Linked DNA regions of Mus musculus: region 2 is linked to region 1. A link is a loop called in an ENCODE intact Hi-C map of the cell type or tissue named here. Cell type or tissue: left cerebral cortex. All regions are shown on one strand.

Region 1 (8,000 bases):
AAGTGCTTCGTGGTTCCTCTCAGATCTCCTCCGAAAGTTACACGGACAGTAACCTTCAGCTCATAATTATGATAATAGATACTGTACAACGAGTCGAGCCGGTATTTACAGGTAGAGCACACAAGGCAAATGAATACACACTCGGCGACACATGAGTGCACAAACAGCCGCGGGCAGCGACACGAAGGAGGAAACGCGCGCCGGAGTGGGCCCTGCCCAGGCTGCGGAGACCCGCTGCGCCAGCAAGCCAGCCTCTGCAGCGTGGGTGGGTACGGCCGCAGCGTCACGGGAGTCCCTACCCGCGGAACCCTGGCAAGTCCCCGAGCGCCCGCTGCAGGGCGGCGTGGGCGGAGAGCTGCGCCACGATTGGCCAGCGCAGGATGGGCGTGGCCTGCGGCGGGCGGGGGCGTGGCCTGCGGCAGGAGGCGGGCATTTCCCCAGCAAGGGGGTGTGCGCGGCTCGGGCTGGAGTTTCAGTATAAACAAGGACCCCGACTGGATCGGCGGGTTTTCCCTTTCTTCTGGCGTTCGACCCTTCCCGGTCCTGAGCTCGCCTTTTGGGGCGCCTCGGTACGGCAGCCAGGAGGCAGAGGCTCCGAGCTGTGTGCGGGTAGGTGCTCCAGGGGACCCCGCGGCGGGATGGCGGGAGCGGGCTGCGCCGGCGCTGCTCCGGAACGGCGCCGGCTGTCCAGTGCGCCCCGGCGTGGCGGGAGATCCTCGGCTGGCGAGCATTGGCAGAGCCACAGAACTAGGAGTTCTCGCGCCTGCTGCTTCCGTGCCCCGGGCTGCCGCGCTCCCAACAGGTGCGGGGCTGAGCACTGACGACCCGGGGACCCGGGGATCTGGGGACGCTGTGCTGCGCCTCGCCCCGGCCAGGCCTTCTGTTTGGAGATCTTAGATATTGAGGGTTTGTCTGAGTTGGAGTCTCGTTCATCCTTTTTGCTTTCCCTCTCAGCTTCTTGTGCATACCTAGGGTTGTTTCCATGTACTTTTTGGCTAGTTTCCTAGGGTGCTTGAGAGTGTTCAGGCTGTTGTTTATTTTTTGCTGCAGTTTCCTTATAATTTAAGGTCTGACTCCCAGGAACAGTCAGGGAAACAGGACTTGTGTGTTCCCCAGGCTCGTATGCAAACTTGAACAAGTAGCCTGTTTTTTGTTTTGCTTTGTGACCCAGGTGAGTTGCCTTCGGACACTAGCCTGGGTGATAATAACGTGGCCCGGGGTACCTGGTAGCCTCGTGGGCTGAGTGCGTGAGGGAGGCTCCTCTTTATTGGAGAGCCCCGGGAATAACTTCAGCAGCACTGTACTAGAGAAAAGGGCAAACGCGGAAACGGAGGTGTTCTCTCTCGCTCTCTCGCTCTATCGCTCTGTCTCTGTCTCTCTGTCTCTCTCTCTGAGTGTGCGTGTGATTTGACTATTCCTTGCCACCTTACCCCATCCAAATTGGTTCAGTTCAGGCGAAGCACTGTGGCTAAGGCACTGACAGTGCGGCGAGGTGTTCTCTCGCACAGCGTGGTAAAGGGCGCTAGGAGAGCATCTGGGCTGCAGTTTTCTCTTGTGAATGTAAATGTGCCCGTTTGCAGATGGATTCGGGGCGTATGGTGTATATGGATAAATATGCACGCATACTTGTGTATGTATGTTTGGGTGAACGCGTCTCCAAGGAGTCCTTCGTCAGCAGCGCCATGTGACAATGGCCTGGAACTGCTGGTGTGCGTAGAGCTATATTTAGCCCTGACAGTGTCTCACTGGGAGGACGGGTCTTGAGCTGGGAGGATAAAGCGGGGAAGAATCCAGGAATAAGGTTATCGAGCTCTTGACTGATGTCTGGCGCAGTCAGACTCAGATGGTGAATAATGACTCCTCATGAGTGCAGTAGCTGGAGCGTGGCATGTGATGACTGCTTTAATTGGACATAGTTGTGACCAGGGTGGTCAGCCAATGCGAAGAGGATTAAACAAGGAGATTTAAAAAGAGAAGATAGTGTGTAGCTGATTTGAAGATTTAGGAGGAGAGAACCGGTCATGTGAGGTTCAAAGTGCACGAAGAATTGATTTCTTAAAGGGAATAATAATAGTAAAAAATGTTTGGCTGTTGAGGATGCAGAGAAAATAAATGACAGCCAGTTAAACAGTGTTATGCACTAAGGACAGTTTTGTTTGGGGCAGGGAGCAATGTTTGAGTTACTGAGGACCCAGGGCATTTTTTGACAGAAGTCAGGGCTCAGCAACAGCCCTGGCTGCTTTTCCCTTTCAGGCAGATTTGCTGGCACGTGAGATAACATCAGCCTCTGGTGAGCAAGTCGCTCTCCTGTGTCAGGCAAGCCTTTGTTTTCCTGGAGGTGCCAGCCCTTCTGGCTACTAAGGATCCTGGCCTAGGACTTCCTTATTTCAGCTTTTCAGCTTTCCTGTCATGCTGCCCGAGGTGTCTGTGCTACCACACTTTGGACCTGGCCTTGTGGGAAGGTCCTCAGCGGGATGCATCTGCATTGCCATTCTCTAGCGTCAGCATCTAATCTAGTGTACCCTGAAGTATAGATAGCTGAATATCGCTGTGGTCATTGCTCAGCATAATACTCCTGTAATGTCATTAATATCTCATTCTTGTAACATTAACTTCACTGTTTATTAGAGCACCATAGGCCAAATGAACCAGGTAAAAATTATTCCTCTGGAGGGAAGAAGGTGGGTAAGAGAACAGAGAGTGATGTGGGCACATGGACCTGTGTAGGCCAAGTAGGGATCCTAGTATCGTATAGAAAACCATGGGACCACCCTGTTCACTCTACAGAAGTTACCTAGAAGAAATGAACCTGAACATTCCGAGGGGGAATACTTAGGAAGGAGACAGGGAAAGGAAGTTCTCAGCTTTGCCTGGAAGGAGAATCGGGAATGCCAAGCAAGGGTTGGAGAGACGGTTAATACTAATGGCACAGAAACCTAGAAAACAAATGAAACAGCTTTAAAGAGATCTGTGAAGTCTTTCACATTGGCTGATTGTCCTGGAGAGGATTTGGTGGTGGGGGTGGTGGCTGGGGTGGGGGTGGGGGTGGGGGGAGAGGGTAAGTAATTGAATTTAAGTATTATCTGACTCCACTCCTGTCATTTTTCGAGAACTGTATAACTATATACGGTTGTCCATGCTTTTATTGGCTCATCAGTTAAACCTACAAAAATTAGATATGTATGGGCATTGACTGCTTTGGCTTAGCAGACCCGCCCTGGGAATGAGTCTGGGCAGATGGGGAGCCCTAAGGAGACCCCTGCCCTCTTTCTGTAGTTGTGATATCTGTGACGTGGACACAGGAAGTTAAAGGAGATGACTTAGGGGGCCTTTGTATGCCTGTCGCAGCTGTTTTATTTTGTTGCAACCTCCTACCTCCGTCGATGTTAAAGTGGGCCAAGCCAGGATGGAGGCAGCCTGTCACATGGGCAGGTGTCTTCTGAGCACATGAGGATGAAAAGGGTGGCCAGCATTCTTCCTTTGGTGAACTTAGATAGGGATTTAGTAGTTTCTTGAGTTGTCTTTTCCTTTTCTTTGTTGTGAGAATATTTTTTAAAAAATTGAATAATTATCAATAAGGCGGGGTCAGAAAAAAAACATTTCAGCTGATGAACTCACTGTTCTTTTCAACCAGGTGCCAACTTCCCTTTCACCAATCTGTTTTCATAGACTTATATATTTATTATTTCCTCTTAAGGTGAATATATATCTAGAAATGATCCAGTTGATTGAAATTATGTTAGAGAACCCTGGTGTGAAATTTGGGCACAAAAAGATCTAGTCATGTAAAAAGGAAAACACTTTGGAACCACTTTGGGCCTCTTTCAACTTCTCTAAAAGACAAAAATTGAACAGAGAAAAACATAGGTTTTCACCCCCCCCCCAATTAAATTGTCCTATTCGCCGTGTTACATAATAAAATGCAAAGAAAAATAATCTTGCCTTTTTACAGATATCTCTGCTGAGTATTGACCCATTTCCCTATTGAAGTGAATTAGACACAGAGAAATAAAATATTTGAATAAAAGTTATCCCCCCTATGATACCTTATGATTTAACTTCAGATCTATCACATATCTTTCATAATCTGCAGTTCATCTGTTCGGTTTAATAGGACAGCTTCTAGCTGCATGAAGATATTAAAACATAAATATGTTTGAATTGAACAGAATTACTGGTTTCCCAGTTGTCTTTTCCCCTCTATTTCTTTCTGCTCCTCACTCTTGTGCTGGGATGAACACCCCCCCACCCCCCGCCCCGTACATTCTGTGCAAGAGCTGTGCCACCAAGCCACCCCCAGCCCACAAGCCAGTGTGAAGTCACAGGCACTGCAGCCTGTGGTGACCATCAGACAATGAAGAAGAGGCTCTTCTCTTAGGATTCCAGCCCTGGTGGCAACACTTGATTAGGTAATGGTGATTTTGGAGATCAGTCTTATTATTCTCAGTGAGATAACTGATTCTCACCACAGATGGGCATCGGGAAATAGAGTGGATGGGTACTGCCCACTAATTTATGTCCTACTTGTTCCCCAAGCTCAGTCGTGTGCTCAGACCCTCACATCCCCTGTACAGCAGCTGCCCTTCCCTTGTTTTTATAAACCAGCTCAAGTGCTGGAAAGCACCAGCTCTGTCAAAGACAGGGACCCGAGCGCCACCTACTGCTCAGCTCGAGAATTGCAAGGGCGCTGTAGAGGATAAAGGCTTTTAAAGGCATGAAGGAAGTCAGCCTGTCCTGGCTTCCCGTACTACAGGAAGGTTTTCAATGACACTCCAGGCCTCTTCAGAGTTTCCATGTACCTAAATGTCATTTTGTGCTTTAGTAAATTGCTAACACCATCCCATGACAAAAGATCATAACTCTAACCTTTTTCTTCCAACTGAAAATGTTAACTAGTTGAGTCAGAATTCTTTTCCTTTGCCAGTTGGGGACTAGGAAAGAAAGAAAGGAAGAAAGAAAGAAAGAAAGAAAGAAAGAAAGAAAGAGAGAGAGAGAAAGAGAGGGAAAGGGAAGAAAAGAAAAATTCTAGGTAACTTAAGGGTCTTTGTGTGTGTGTGTGTGTGTGTGTGTGTGTGTGTGTGAGCGGGGGGTGGGAGGTGGGGGGCATGTAACAAATCAGAAAACATCCCCACTCCTTTGCAGAGGGGAACTAGGCCCAGGTCCCAGCACCCCTGCTGGCTTATAGATGCCTATAACTACGTTCCAGGGGACCTCACGCCCTCTTCTGGCCTCCTTGGGTACCACCCTACATACACATTAATAAAAAAAAATTAAATAAGTAATCTTTCTAGGGTTTCCATGTACTCTTTCTGCTCTCAGCTACTTGCCTTCTTAACAAAATACCCCTTTTCTAAAGAGGGTCAGTGGTGCCGTAGCCTGCCAGCGTTTTCCACGGATGCTCTCTGAGGTCTCTGCTAAAAAGGCTTCTCAGTCTAAGGAAAGGAGGGAGAAGATAACCCTCTCAACATTCCCGAGCCTAAAAATACACTGCGCTCAGGTAGCATCAGAAGCTTGGCTTCGTCTGTCCCCCCCCCCCTCCCGCTCAGATCCACTGTCACCTGGATCTTTGCTCAGCCTGCGTCCCCAAGTCTGGTGTTACCGAAAGGAAGCTGTCAGTCTCAGCTAGAAGGATTCAGGAACTTGTCCCCAGCGTCTGCAGTGTCAACTGAGAAAACAAAGAGTTGCTGACTATGTAAGGTGCGAAGTTCCTTTGGAATCTAGATGGGAATTGAGAAAGGCTGAGTTCCAGGTTTCAAATGAACTCTCTCCCCACTGAACAAGTGTGCTTTCAAGGTTTAGCTGAGAGAAGGAGATCTTTGCCTACTTACTTAAATTGGGACACTTGTCTAGCATTTAGGCTGCTGCTAAAACACTGTAATCATCGCCGGGTTGTAAACACCTCGTTCCTGTTATGACGCGGAGCAGAAAATGTGTTTCTGTCTTCTCTTGAGAGTGAAGGAGACGCTGACTTGCTGGTCTAGGAAAGATTTGCGAAGCATCTGGCTCAGAAGGAAGGGATGGCTTTTGAGTTTTGATGTCACCCCACACCCTTCTGCACTGCCACCTCCTCTCCAGTGTGAGTTACCACCTGAATCCACCTCGGCCCCCGTGCATCTGCTTCATCATAAATAACATTGTGCAAAAGCAGTTGCTAATTCAAATCCAGTCTGCCGCTCAGGGAAAGAGGGCTTTTCATCTGGAGCTTTGGCTGGTCTGAAGCCATTAGACATGCCTTTCAGACCCATTCATCCTGTAAATCACCCACGGCCTGCTCCCTTGCTTAGGGATCAATGTCAGGCCAAACTTCCTCAGGGTCCTTGGAAGTACATGATCTATTTTTGTGCCCAAATTAACAGCCCCTGTAAGATGTCTGACAGCTGAGTTCAGCTTACCAAATCAATTTTAAGAAGGAATATTCGTCTTCTCTGCCTGGGTTGGGCACGTCACATTCCTCCTAGAAACTTTTCCAGCATAATGTATAATCTGTGGGCCAGTTTCAGTGGCCAGGAAGGTATTTTTTTTCTTTAGCCCAGTTTATTGTTTTATAAGAATGTCTTTTCTGTTGTCTTACTGTGCTGTCTACCCAGAGTGATGCCTGTTAGGAGCAGGGAGCCTATTTCAGGGACTCTGCCTCAAAGACGAGTCATTTTTGTGTTATCTTTAACTCAGTTGAATTGGTACCCCCACCCCTACACACACAGACACACACTAGCTTATTTTTAAAATGCCTTAGCTATCTCAAAGGCTGGGCACTCTCAAAACTTCCCTTGCTACCCCAGGCCCAATCAGGAAAGTGGCCAGTGGCCCCTCACCCGAAATTTCACATGGCTCATTGGCTCTTGCTCCTGCAGCTCTCCTCCTCTGGCGATTTTCCCCTGTTCCTCTCTGCATCCCAGCTGGCGCAACTCTAAGGGTTGTCATTGTCATTGGCATCTTTATTGATTGATCAAAAAACCAACTGGGGACAAGGACCTTTAGCATTTGGACACGCAGATTCCTGATTGGATCAAAGCATTAGAACCAAGCTCCAACAGGTCCTAAATGTGTTCCAGGAAGGTTCTCTGCTGACCCATCCTAACTTCTTGCTTTGGAGTAGACAAAAGACATGTAGGGTCTGTATAGGACAGCTCTGTGTACTGGACAGCAACTCCATTAGTATATATGCAGACACGCAGGTGTATTCACATAAGGATAGTCAGGGAGAGGAAGGAGGTCTGTACAATTGGCTGACTAGAATGTGCCTTGAGTTCCAAACAACCAACTTAGAAATGAAACTCTCTAGAGTAAGAGTTATTTTTCCAGCCTGCGATATATGTTAAATGGTGATTTGAATAGTCAACCGGTTTCTTCATGTCTCATACAAGTCTTTTTTTCAAGGGAATTAACTCTTGGTGTTTGACTTAGCTATAAATCAAGCCAGGACTTACCCAAGTGCTTTTATACACTCACATTTTGGAAATAGACATCGGTCCCCATTTATAGGTGCATTGGACAGGGCAGACTTTGTATAAAAGAAAAGGAGTGGATCATGGAGGGCTGGCTTTGTGTTAGGAGGCCTGGGAGGGGTGAGTTATAAGCACATGGACTGCCCCCTCCCACCCCCCACCAGAGTCATGAGAACTGTAAGGAAGGATGGTGGCTGCTGAGAAGGCACCAGACCTGCCATGAGATAGAAAGATGACTGGAGCCAGAGGTAAGAGCAGCCTGCCTTTGCCTGGATCTGCCCAGAGGAGTCACTGGCACGTTGTCCCTGGGCATCCATAAGTCTCCAATGACCCTCATATCTGGTGCTTTTGATATGGATATTGTTTTCCTAGCAAGAGACAATCTCATTTCATCATCTGGTCCTAAGTCTTCAATTCCAGAACTGAAGCAAATCCATCTAAAGGCTCAGATGTGGAGTCTGGGTGTTGTTGACCAGTAGATCACAGTACTAACGATGCTTGAGGAACCAAACTGCACGGCTTATCTTCTTAGGTGTATAAACTCAAGTTTCCAAG
Region 2 (8,000 bases), 190 kb before region 1:
GGCCTGGGTATCATTCCCAGCTTAGAGCTTACTAACTCCATGACCACCCAACCCCATCCACTCTGCCTCCACTCTCCCCCTCCCCCACTGAGTGGTCTTTCTGGTTACTGAAAGGCAGGAAGCTAAGTCCCGTGCACTAGTTAATTCTGGCCTGGTCAACGGGAGTCTATTCCTCCTGAAATTACAGGGTTTTAAGAATAGGCATTAAAAGTTAAAAAGCTAAGTGGGACGTATGGACACATTTAGAGAGAAAGAATCCCTGAACAATAAAGTAACATCCATGCTGAAGGAGTTATACTATCTCATTCATTGATTCCAGTCAGAAACTTACTGGGTTTAAGTTCAGAATTCTATTAACATGGAAGCTTGGGCAGAGAATTGCCTTGGAATGTTGTACATGTTGGATGCTAGATCAGGAAATGTGGTGTGAAGTGATGCTTTGACAGTGTTGGGGTTGGGGTGAACTAAATAGGGGATACTGTTTCCACTGGTTCTCGCTTGGATTCTCACCAGTAACCCATTTCACATACCCGTGGATTGCCACTGTAGCTCTCTGTCGAAATCCAGGTCTCCACTTGTAACCCGCCGCATTCATTTCTGCCGTCGCCATCTCAGGGATGATGTGTGGTTGCTCCTTAGAACCCGAGTGTTCTAGAGCGCTCATTCTCCTCAAGCTCCACAGTCCACTGGTTCCTGTCAATCCCATCTCCCCAGCATCCCCGTCAGCTCACCCACTTCTGTCCATCTTATGGCCACTGTGTGCACCCTACCAGTCTCACCCGCCTGGACCACATCAGAAGCCTTTACACTCATCACCAGCCGGCCATTTTTGAACTTTAAAAGCTCTATTGCCAGGTTATGGTTCAACGTGGTCCTCTAAAACAGCGACCCAGATCACCCCCGGTGATGCTGTAACCCTTTATTGTTTCACAACCAATTTAGGGTGAAGTTCGCAATCCTGACCTTCAAAGGCAGACCTTTCCTGCTGCATCACAAATGCCTCCTTGATCTTTGAGTAGACGCACACTTCTTTTTCTGTGCACCCTCTCTTTCTCCTGCAAATTCTTGCTAATTACCCATGCCTTCTGTGTAATATATTTGTTAAGTAAAGCACAATCCATGCATTAAATGGCAGGTCCCTCACCTGAGTAGCCTCACAGTGCCTTCTGCTTGTCCCGGTGACACAGCTCACACTTAGACTGTACACGAAAGGCCCTTTTCTCTACTAGTTTATACACTGTATGAGAGCTTGGTTCTTGTCTACTTTGTTTATTCATGTATCTAGTGCAAAGTGCTCACTAAACATTCTTCACTGACCAAATCATGTATTTGTATAGTGGAGGCTTACTTAGGCTGTTTCATCTCCATAGGAAATAGTGGACAAATTTTATCTTTTCAGGATGCTGAAGTGATATGTTAAACAGTGAAGTCAGAAAGGAAATTGCTAATGTTTATAAAATAAACCCTTCGAAAGAGATTATAAAGGTTTTATGATGGTACTTATTCTTACCAATTTCCCTGGATTTATTTTTTTATCAATAAATAGGGCTTAACTTCACAGTATAATTTCAGTAACAGTGACAACAGAATACAATGTATATAGGCTTTGATAACATCAGTAATTACATGCAGGAGAAAAATATACCTCAGAGGAAATGTCTTTCCAGCCTGCCTATTCTAACCTCTTAGCCGTTTCTCTTGCGCTCCATAATTGAACATCTGCAAGGCCATTTGCAAGCTAAGAGATGAAACCTCTTTCCTCTCCTCTGCCATATCAGCCAGGTGCAGTGTTTGTTTCAAACAGAGCCCAGGAACCCCTCCATTTAGGACCAACTGAGGGTTTCAGAACAAGTCCAGAATCCTGCTGCTCTCAGAAACACGGTGAATTAAAAACTTTATTGAGATGAAGGTTAGCAAACCATGCTTTTAACAAGAAACAATGTGTGGAAATTATCATCCTAGGGCCTATTCACTCGGATGCAGGGATGGAGAACAGGTGTGTATGTTGTCATCTTGGCACATGCAGAATTATAGTTTTCAGGTCTCCAGGAGTGTCTCTCTCGTGGGCTCTCACCTTGCAATGAGCCTGTATGTCCTGTATGGCAAAATCCATGGAACCACACTCTAAGAACCCTTAGCTGTCAACTTGGCTAAACTTTGTACCTACAGCATTTTCATACCAACCACATATGCCTGCTAATGGTCTGTTTCCTCTGGACATGTCTAAAGGCAGAACCCATTAATATGTCTGGGTTTTATCAGCGAGGCTGTCGGGTAATCTTAGGTGAGCTTCTTACAACCCAGCTAAAAGCTTCTGTCTTTACCTAGAGTCCATTTCCTTATCTGATATTTGTAAATATGGAGAAGGAACACACCATCCCCAAACCGCTTGTGTGCAGACATCCCGTGATCCCTTGGGACAGATGCCAAGAGTACAGATACTGCTTAAATTGTGGTGGTCTCATTTTATAGACAAGTAAGCAAATGTGGGGGATCATGTATTACATCACTTCTAAATCTAACAGCTTCTGGGGGATTGTAACAGCTCCAGTCAATTTTAATTCTGGAGGCATTGGGAAGTATCTGGTCCATTTTGACTTGCTACCACCTTCTGCACGTAGGACTTCTGCACAGAATTTGATTCGCCCATGCCTCGCTTTCACAATACGATATGATGAGGATAAAATGTACTTGGAAAAACTCACAGTAAGATTTAGAAAACAAAGAGCACAATGCCTGCCACATAGTAGGTCTTCAACTGAAAAAATTTCTGCTAGTTGACACTTTGGTGTCTTGGAGAGCATTTTGGCAACAGGTATGAAAATATAAGTTGCACATACCTCAAAATTTAGCAATTCTACTCAGTAGAAAACCAGGCCCTGCAGGTGAAAGGCAGAAACCTCAGGCAAGCAGCTCACTAGGAGTTATATGGGCCTTCAAACCCGGACTCAGTAGAACAAGCAAGATGTTCTACGGTAGTGATGTTGTCCTGTGACAGCCTTCTAAAGGATGTCACTATACCTGTTTTGGACATAATAAGAAAACTAACAATGGGTGCTCAAGTGGGACTCAGCAGTTAAGAGCACTGGCTGCTCTTCCAGAGGACCCGAGTTCAGTTCTCAACACCCCGTCGGGCAGCTCACAACTGTGTGTCGAGGGGATCAGCACCTCTGGCTTCCGCAGGCACCTGCACTCATATGCATAAGCCCACATTGCAAACACACGCATCTACACATAATTAAAAATAATAAAACCAAACCTTAAAAAACCCAGTGATGATAAAAATGAGAGTTTATGGTGTGTTTAATGTACATTGTGTGTTAGCCCCGGACTCAGTCTCTGTGACCTGTTAAGGTAACAGATACAGAATGGCCCATATTGAGAGAGATTGAGTAACACGCATCTCACGAGGAGCAGCAGCAGTGTGACAAAGACTGTCACATAATTAGTGACTGAATCCAGATTTGAACAGACGTTGGTTTGGTTTTGCTGCCAAGGAGTCAAATCTGTAACTCGTGTCTGTGGGGATTTAAAATAAGCCCCAAAACAAAGCAAAGCAAAACAAAGAACTAATGCTCTCTTTGGTCTCAGACTTTCTCTGAATTCGAAGGTGACTCCAGGCAAAGCTGAGCAGCAACTGACCATTTTGTGTCCCGTGACCCTAATGTCCCTTACATGGGGTCAGCTTACCAAAGCCAAAACTCACTCCCATACAGCGATGACTGGCCAGTTGCTGGTGCCCCTTTTCATGCATCAATGTCTCCGTGTTCCTCCGTGAATTGTAAGGTCCCCTTTGGAAGACATTTATGAAGAGACATAATGGGGGGGGGGGGCAGAGGGGAAAGGTAACAAATGAAGGCAGAGGAGGGGTCATGATAAAATACATTACTGCGTATGCCAACGTAAAATGTAATTTTAAGGCTGGATGTGGTGGAGAACAACTTTAATCCCAGCACTTGGAAGTCGGAGGCCAGGGATCTGTGCATTCAGGATTTACAGTGAACATCAGTCAGGGCTAAATAATGAAACTGTCTTTTAAAAATAAAGAAAGAATAATATTCATAATACTAGCAATAATGATAATTGATTATGTTTTCTTACATTTAATGGTTAGATATAGGTTTCTTCTGCCTTCTCTTGAAGGAAGTTGAACTTCTGAGGTGGCCACAGACTACCATGTAAGTTCTGGAGGGAGAGACGGAGGGAAAATATTGGATTTGGTTTTGATGTTTCCAAGACATGCCCTCATCTGATTTTTGATCCTGCTCCAAAAGGAGTGTTTCTATCACAGCACGTGTATGTAGTCATGCAGCCCACTGAGCCCTTAGGCAATACTTCAGAAGTTTTGCATTCATCCATTCTGACTTGCTGCCTTATGACTGGAGAGGTACCTAGCCCTTCACTAGGATGTCAGAGTCTCCAACTACATCCCTCTCCACCAGTATCAGCAGACGGTGTGGGAGTTTGTTTGTGCCGCACATTTCATATGCCACTTACAAATGCTCACTGGTTACGTCTTCTTGCCTTAGCTCTACCTGCTGAGGAACCAAGAAGATAAAACTGTTTTTCCCGCTATTTGATGATGGAGAGAAGTTTGAGAAAGATCTGGAAAGTAGGAGACTCTGCCCGAAGCATCATTGGAGCGTAGCAGAGCCAGACAATTGCATCCAGCAAGCGCAGGCTGTTTGGCAGGGCTACCTTTCAATCTGTGTGTGGTGTGTGACCAGTGCTTCTGACTCGGTTTCCCTTCTGAGACAGATGCAAGCGGAAGCCAGGTCAGCTGTCTGGAGGAGGAGAGCAGCAGCGGGGGGTTTCCATGAGGACCCTGGCTTGCTCCATGATGATGAAATTCAATATCACAGTTTAAATGCTTGTCCCAAAATATTTCAAAATGTGAAACACATATGAGCCAAATGACAAAAATGTTTAAAAAAAAAAAACCAAAAAACCAAAAACAAAAACATGGGCTCTCTGTCATCTCCCACACTGGCTGTTTCCCTGTCTGTTCAGGAAGTAAATTATTCATTCTGGTCTTCCTGTCTGATGACAGCCAGATGGTCTAAAAGTCAGCCTTGCCTGTGTGAGAGAGATTCTCTGTGAAGTTCAAAGTGAGTAGCCCTGGTGTTTGGAGGGTGCGGGTAAGAAATTAGCATTGGGGAGAAGGGTTGTTGTCCCCAGTACTAATGACTGACATCTAGATACTCACAGTGTGTGCTCAACTGGGACTGGCCTACATTATTAATGTTCTTACTTAAGTGGACATGTGTATTTCCCCCTTAATGGTGGGCTACTCGTAAGAGCCAGAATTGCCAATGCTAACTATTCTTTCTCTTCCTCCCAAGTCGTCTGGAACTAGAACAAGGCAAGCCTATCCCTGCAACCATCTGCTCATAGTAGCCCTGGGGGCTTCAAGACGATCATGCTGTGAATTGTAAACTTTAAGGCTTATTCAGTGGAATAAAACCTTCCATGACAAGTTAATGTCAATGACTCAGCAGATCAGAATAATTTTTATTTTTCATGATCACTTACCAGACTTTTCAAAAATGGGAACTAACATTCTTTTTCACAATAAAAACATTTTTTACAGTAAAGGCCCCAACATTAACTTCTGTTGATGTCTCTTTTGTGCTGCACAGGGTAGTACATTTTTTTTTATTACTCCATTTAGAACTTGTAAGATGGAATATGATTGTCTAGTTCTTAAAATCACTTTTATTGCTTATACAAGTCTCACTAGGTAGCCCTCCCTGGAACTTGCTATGTAGACAAGGCTAGTCTTGAACTCAAAGACCTCCCTGCGTCTGTCTCCTGAGTTCCAGGACTAAAGACATGGCCTAGCACACCAGCAATTGTCTTTTCTTTATAGAAAGAGAAACGAAGGTTTGCTGAAATAGTTTCAGCAATTTCCCCAAAGTTGCAAATTATCCTCCAACTATCACTCTCTACACAGGCTGTTGTTTTGCTAATGAACTACAAAGAGAAGTTTGAGAAAGTGGGAACCTAGTTCCTGAAGTGGGTGTGGTTAGGAACAACCTGCTACAGGGCAGATGCTACTGGTCTGGGCCTAGCTGCTCAGACAAAGGTCACTTTTCTGATGGACTGGCCCCAACTGGTACAGATAGTCACAAGAAATAGTCCCTTGCCCTAGACAAACACAAGGTGTCGTTTGTCATCTTCTCTAACAAGATAGATGCCACTGGCACCAACTATGTTAACAAGGGGAAGGCTGGGTGCAGAGGACCATAAACTCAGAACCAGCCATCTGGCTTCCAGCCCATTGCTCAAGTACAAGGAATTGCAGCATTAGTATGGTAGATAGCCTGGCCCCAGCTCTGGCCCATTCAGGCTGCCTGACCAACAAGACCAATGACCTCATCCCTGGCTTCTCAGAGTGTGGGTTATGGGCCGGCTGGAATGGCCTTTGCTTGGAAGTCTGTTAGAAATGGATCTCATGCCAGATCTCAGGTCTAAAGAACCTCCCAGCCTCCCTTCACAAGGACCTTAGAGAATCCACCTGCCTAGTGAGCCTGAAATGTGTCACTGCTAAGATAAGTGGAGTGGTTCTTCCCACTAACAGAGTCACTGCTCCAGAGAGAGCCATTTACCCCACCCTACCATCTCCATGGTCCCTTGTAGTCAGCTTCGGTTAGAACCAAGACTCTTCCAGGGGTAGGAAGACATGTTACTTCACATAGCAGAAGAGGACACCATTGTATTCTGGCAACTAGTTTATTATCATCACTGTTGAGATTTCCATGAAGCAGACTTTTTAGGGCTGAGCTCTTTTGACAGCCACATCCTTAATTCTCCATCAACAGATATGCACATACACCTATGTATGCACACACACACACACACACACACACACACACACACACATACACAAAACCACCCACATTGACACCCCAGTAGGAGGGAAGAGATAAACACAAATCTGTTGTGTGTTCACTGTGTGCCAGGCATTCCAGCACCTGCCTTTACCTATAGTCCAGACAGAACACAGGAGATAATTAGGTTATTGTCAGCCGGCATTCAACTGCTAGCCAAACTTCATTAACTAGGGCCTCTGTGTGTTTAATGGATCTATAACTGGTGGTTTTAATGATGACTCCATTAGAGTGATTAAATTAAATGATGAGCTCCTGAAATTTTAAGTCATAAAAGATTAATTAAGTTCTACTAATCAGCATTTTCGTGTTTATAATATCATCTTAGAAGTCAATTTCCAAGTAACCTCAAATGTGTAAGAAGCATTGTTGCCTAGCCATTGCATGTATCTTACCCTATTGTTAGTTGCTAGAGGGGAACTCTTCTTCCCAAGGGTGATTCCCTGGAGTTGGAGAAAATGTTACAAATAGTGTAATTTAAACAGTTTTCCTTCCCCACACTCTGGGAATCCTATCGTTCACAACAATCCTTTCGTTTATCATGAATGAAAGTTTCCCAGAGCTGGCCTTGCCTGGTCTGTGTGCTCTAGCCCTGTTGCTGGGCAGACTGACTGGAGGACTGAGATAAGGTTCCTACTAAATTCTCTGGTGTCTCAGCTTTAGTTCCATGGAATGCCAAAGTATTGAGCTTAACAAGGCTCTCCGTCCCTTTTCCCCTCACAATAGTATCCTAGAGTCTCCAATAGAATAGTTCCAAAAAGAAGGTGTTGGCCGGGATTCATGCGCCAAGTCCAGGTATCACATGGCTTCTTGAGTCTCACTCCATGTTTTCAGCACAGTCAAGTATTCACCATCTCCATTTCCTGTGGCACCTCCCCTAGAGGTGTGGCAAATGTCAGATCCAGGCTCAGCCACCAGGCAGCAGGCATGACAGATGGGTGGCAGGCAGGTACTGGGTAGTGACCACAGAACACAGGGTCTTGTTCCAACCACACCCTGGTTTTAAAAGAGGGTCTGAGCCTCTGTGGGGATTGCATTGCTAAGATTTCCTTTCATTTTTAAATGCCTATCATATGCTTTGGATAATACAGAGTATAAAATGTTCCAATC

The links. Hi-C counts contacts between places; a loop is a spot of excess contacts. Peaks named below come from ENCODE experiments on the same cell type or tissue, not always from the same donor. Only the 100,000 strongest peaks of a DNase experiment are listed, where the experiment ranks them.
Region 2: a loop joins it to region 1, with 2.0 times the contacts of the local background. A loop is called at or near these places in 2 of 42 quality-filtered maps.

What each region holds. Positions count from the first base shown.
Region 1 is chr5:99,245,323-99,253,322 of GRCm38, reverse strand. It overlaps Rasgef1b (RasGEF domain family, member 1B), which reads left to right and starts at 396. Exons shown (of 14, transcript NM_181318.4): 1 at 396-609. In left cerebral cortex, CTCF peaks have their summits at 411, 622 and 4,662 (motif pointing left); DNase peaks (open chromatin) are centred at 4,659, 5,312, 6,052, 6,625 and 6 more places; H3K4me3 peaks cover 4,507 bases; H3K27ac peaks cover 6,182 bases.
Region 2 is chr5:99,435,754-99,443,753 of GRCm38, reverse strand. The region is part of intron 2 of A930011G23Rik (RIKEN cDNA A930011G23 gene); the gene reads left to right. Among named protein-coding and RNA genes, the nearest start is that of Gm42125, 48 kb to the left of the region's middle. In left cerebral cortex, no CTCF peak of the experiment used is centred here; DNase peaks (open chromatin) are centred at 3,487 and 4,460.